2 separate regions of the Homo sapiens genome follow, and region 1 is linked to region 2. Evidence: read pairs that join two places in POLR2A ChIA-PET (ENCODE). Cell type or tissue: IMR-90. All regions are shown on one strand. Region 1 overlaps NDUFA12 (NADH:ubiquinone oxidoreductase subunit A12). Region 2 overlaps NR2C1 (nuclear receptor subfamily 2 group C member 1).

Evidence for each region. Peaks named below come from ENCODE experiments on the same cell type or tissue, not always from the same donor. Only the 100,000 strongest peaks of a DNase experiment are listed, where the experiment ranks them.
Region 1: POLR2A ChIA-PET joins it to region 2 with 11 read pairs; 6 of 35 experiments call an interaction of 5 or more read pairs at or near these places.

The regions. Positions count from the first base shown.
Region 1 is chr12:94,982,705-94,985,204 of GRCh38, reverse strand. The region is part of intron 3 of NDUFA12 (NADH:ubiquinone oxidoreductase subunit A12); the gene reads left to right. Among named protein-coding and RNA genes, the nearest start is that of NDUFA12, 20 kb to the left of the region's middle. In IMR-90, no CTCF peak of the experiment used is centred here; DNase peaks (open chromatin) are centred at 884 and 1,284; H3K27ac peaks cover 1,323 bases.
Region 2 is chr12:95,055,803-95,058,302 of GRCh38, reverse strand. NR2C1 (nuclear receptor subfamily 2 group C member 1) reads left to right here. Exons shown (of 14, transcript NM_003297.4): 6 at 425-572; 7 at 660-750. Among named protein-coding and RNA genes, the nearest start is that of NR2C1, 17 kb to the left of the region's middle. RefSeq lists an enhancer at 1,938-2,500. In IMR-90, no CTCF peak of the experiment used is centred here; no DNase peak of the experiment used is centred here.

The DNA.
Region 1 (2,500 bases), 73 kb after region 2:
TGCAGCCATGTGCCACCATGCCCGACTAATTTAAAAATTTTTTTTATAAAAACACAGTCTCCCTATGTTACCCAGGCAGGTCTGTAACTCCTGGCCTCAAATAATCCTCCCACCTTGGCCTATCAAAATGCTGGGATTACAGGCATGAGCCATCATGCCCAGCCACTTTGCTTTTATTTTATTTTATTTTATCTTATTTTATGTTATGTTATGTTAATTTTAATTTTTGAGATAGAGTCTCGCTCTGTTGCCAGGCTGGAGTGCAGTGGTGCGATCTTGACTCACTGCAACCTCTGCTTCCCAGGTTCAAGCAATTCTCCTGCCTCAGCCGCCCGAGTAGCTGGGATTACAGGCGTGCGCTGCCACGCCCAGCTAATTTTTGTATTTTTAATAGAGATGGGGTTTCACCATGTTGGCCAGGATGGTGAGTTTTTTTAATTCCATATATATATATTATATATATATGGGTTTTTTGTTGTTTTTTTTTTTTGGCTATTAGCATTAGAGGGGGTCATTTTGAAAAGTCTTCATCATTCTTGGAGCACCTTCTTACTTTCTGACATGAGGTGTTCCAGGTTCATCTTAGAGTTTCTCTGTTCCAGCCTTGGAGACAGCCATTTCTCTGAGGAGCCCTGTGTTTGTTTGCTTTTTTTTGTTGCTTTTTTGTTTCTTTGGAGACGGAGTTTCACTCTTACTGCCCAGGCTGGAGTGCAATGGCGCAATCTCAGCTCAACCGCAACCTCCGCCTCTGGGTTCAAGCGATTCTCCTGCGTCAGCTGGTCTTGAACTCCCAACCTCAGGTGATTCACCCACCTTGGCCTCCCAAAGTGCTGGGATTACAGGCATGAGCCACCACACCCGGCCGTTTGCTTGTTTTTTAGTGGAGAGTGGTATTAGAAACTAAGATATGAATGTCAGATGTGCTCATCATTATTGGAATGTCAGTGCTTCCAGGCCTTCTCAGTGGACAAGCTAGGAAACATGGGTAATGATTGTGTGTCCCCACCAGTACCACTGACGGCAGTCCAGCACTACAGTTTACACTCCAGTTTTCTCCCTTTCCACATTTATAGCTGGTTTCTTCTTAATATAGTTATTTGATCAATTCCACTGTGTGTAACTAAGTTCCCATTGCTGCCCTCTCATCCCCCCTCCCCCACTGGACTTCCTCCTTACCCTATTTTGCCTCCAGCACCCCAAACCAGCTTGCCACCCTCCCTTCTCCTTGTGTGGACAGGCTCTTCTCCCCACAAAGGCTCTGACACATCTTGCTGGGCTACCGCAACACCCTCCCTCACATACCAAGTGCTACATTCCTCGGGCCCACTTAATGACTTTTGCACTCTGATTTACATTTTTAAAGCATCTCTGTGGTTGCTGTGAAGAATAAAGGAAGGAGGCAAGGCAAGTGTGGAAGCAGGCTACTCACTTAAGAAGCTGTTGTAAGTCATGGCCTAGGCTGTTGATGGGGTTGGACTAGGGTGCTAGTGATGCAGGTTGTGAGATTTGGGATCGTATTAGTTGTCTATACTGTGGAACAAGTTATCCTAAACTTAGCTTAAGACAGTAAATGTTATCTCACAGCAATTTGAGTGTAGCTTAGCTGGGTGCCCCAGGCTCAGGGTCTCACAAGGTTACAGCTGAGATCTTCTCTGAGGCTGCTGTGCTCTCAAGGTTTGACTTGGGAAGGACCCACTGCCACACTTACTCATGTGGCTGTAGACAGACCTCAGAAGATTTGCTTCCCAGCTCATTCAGTAGACCTCTGCACAGGCCACCTCTTGACATGGCGTCTGGCTTCCCCAGACCAAGGTGGAAGGAACAGTCTTTTTAAACCTCATCTAGGAAGTGATATCCCATACTTCAGTTGTCTATTTATTAGAAGCAAGTCAATCAGTCCAGCCACACTTAAAATGAGGGTATTATACAAGGGTGTGAATACCAGGAGGCAGTGATCGTTGGAGGCCCTCTTAGAGGGTGCCAAGTAAGATGGGGTCAGCAGGAGTTGCTGATTGATTGGCTTTTGAGAGAAAAACCAGTCAAGGATGACTTCAATATTTTTGGCCTGAACTACTAGAGGTACAGTTACTGAGATAGGGAAGAGTGGAGTAGGGGGAGCAGGTTTAGAAGAGGTAGTCTACGTTAAGTATGAGAAGCTTGATAGACGACCACGTGAGAAGGTGAGTAGACAGTTGAAAACTAGCCTGTTGGTTAGGCTAGAGATTGATGCTGGAGATAGGATTTTGGTTTGATTTTATCTAGTGTAGTATTCAACTTAACTTTATAAATTAAGGGTTAGGAGAATATGACCTTCAGTTAAATGCCTAGCTCTGTTATCCTGGAAACCAGATAAAATTGTTTTAACAGTATTGCAATATAAAATCGACCTCTGATTGGGAAATTGCCTCTGGATTGAGAGGAATTAGAAATGCCTGGTGAGTGCTGCTGCTCTTAGAACTGGCATGACCCTGTGGGAAAGGGAATCCTGAAGCTATGCCTT
Region 2 (2,500 bases):
TTAGCTTTTAAGGAGAAAATACTTTTTAAAGATTCCAGCAAACTACAAGAGTATTGAAATTAACAAAATATGTCAAATATGTATACTTTTTAGTTTACAGTTTTCCAACTAAAAATATAAGAATACAGACCTACGTATGTACTTTTTTATTTATTCAACTAATATTTATTGAATACCTGTGTAAAAAGCACGTATTTGTAGTTTGTGTTTGGCAAAAAGAATGAGAGATGCAAATTGGTTTGTTTTACTAATCTAAAGCAACTTTGTTGAACTTGCACATAATTTCTAAAGATTGATGGTTATCTTTGGAGTTTAGTATGGTAGCCATGTCTCCTATTAGCAGCATTAAGCTTACCTACAGCTTACATTTCTAATTGTCTGTAAATCCTATATTGTGATATAATAGTTTAACACATTTTTGTAGCTGTCCAATGTGAAAGAAAACCCATTGAAGTATCACGAGAAAAATCTTCCAACTGTGCCGCTTCAACAGAAAAAATCTATATCCGAAAGGACCTTCGTAGCCCATTAACTGCAACTCCAACTTTTGTAACAGATAGTGAAAGTACAAGGTAAAGTAAAACAGACACTGAGTAGCTGGTCATTTTGTTTTTCTTCCCAATGAAACTCAGGCCAAAATTTGTGCTGATTTGTTACAGGTCAACAGGACTGTTAGATTCAGGAATGTTCATGAATATTCATCCATCTGGAGTAAAAACTGAGTCAGCTGTGCTGATGACATCAGATAAGGTGTGTTTAGTACAATTTAAAGCTTAGATAATTTTAAGCATTTTAAAATGTTTTCTAATCACTTCCTTTGCTTTGGTAAATTGCTTTGTTCTTAAATATTCCATATTACAAGTTGCCTTTTTTTTTTTAATATAAATTAGAAATGTTCGGCTGGGCACAGTGGCTCACATCTGTAATCCCAGCACTTTGGGAGGCCGAGGCACATGGATCGCTTGAGGTCAGAAGTTCAAGACCAGCCTGACCAACATGGAGAAACCCCGTCTCCAGTAAAAATGGAAAAATTAACTGGGCGTGGTGGCGCATGCCTGTAATCCCAGCTACTCGGGAGGCTGAGGCAGGAGAATCGCTTGAACCCGGTAGGTGGAGGTTGCAGTGAGCCGAGATAGTGCCATTGCACTCCCGCCTGGGCAACAAGAGCGAAACTCTGTCTCAAAAAAAAAAAAAAAAAAAAAAATCAGAAATGTTCATAATTTCACTAGGATGATTATCCCTTCAACATGAAAGCAACAAACACGTACTCTTCCCTCATCTTGAAATACGAGTCCTCAGTAAGACATTTATTATAGGTGTAAAAGTCTTTTTTTTTTTTTTTTTGAGATGGAGTCTCACTCTGTTGCCGAGGCTAGAGTGCAGTGGCACAGTCTCGGCTCACTGCAAGCTCCGCTTCCCGGGTTCCCGCCATTCTCCTGCCTCAGCCTCCTGAATAGCTGGGACTACAGGCACCTGCCACCACACCCAGCTAATTTTTTTGTATTTTTAGTAGAGACGGGGTTTCACCTTGTTAGCCAGGATGGTCTCGATCGCCTGACCTCGTGATCCACCCGCCTTGGCCTCCCAAAGTGCTGGGATTACAGGCGTGAGCCAGCACGCCCAGCCGTACAATTCTTAATATTTCTTTTATGCTCCCTTACAGATTTGTTAGTGCCAAAATACTTTTTTTATTTTTTAGTGCCAAAATACTTAAAATATTTCAGGTAAAAGGAAATTCTTAGCTCACCTCCATCAAAATATTTACTTGAGTCAAGAGTAGGAATAGGACTGCAAGAGCTCTCCTTTTATGTATCCAAGTCATCCAGTTCTCTTAGAGATTGGAGCAGCTCTATGTTAGACCAAGGGTCTAAAGGAAAAACAGTTTGTTTATTTAAATTGAACATGAAGAGTTTCTGTACTTGTCAGAAGCCCTTTGGGAGAACAAGAAGCAAAAATTTCTCCTGAAAACTCATATCTGAAAACAGATTTTAGGAAGCCTATGATCAGGGTTTCTCTCAACCATGTTTGTTTTTTAAACAGGGTCCCCTCTTGTCACCCAAGCTGGGGGTACGGTGGTGGCACAGTAATGGCTTGCTGCAGCCTCGTCCTCTCAGGCTCCAGGGATCCTCTCACCTCAGCCTCCCAAGAAGCTAGGGCTGCAGGCACGTGACACTGTGCCTGGCTAATTTTTCCTATTTTTGTAGAGACCGAGTTTCATTGTGTTACCCAGCTGGTCTCGAACTCCTGGGCTCAAGTGACCCTCCCACCTCAGCCTTCCAGATTGCTGGGGTTATGTGCATGAGCCTCCCTACCTAGCTGGGATCTGATTTTTTTTTTTTTTTTTTTTTTTGAGACGGAGTCTTGCTCTGTTACCCCGTCTGGAGTGCAGTGTCCCGATCTCGGCTCACTGCAGCCTCCGCCTCCTGGGTTCACGCCATTCTCCTGCCTCAGCCTCCCAAGTAGCTGGGATTACAGGCGCCCGCCACCACGCCCGGCTAAT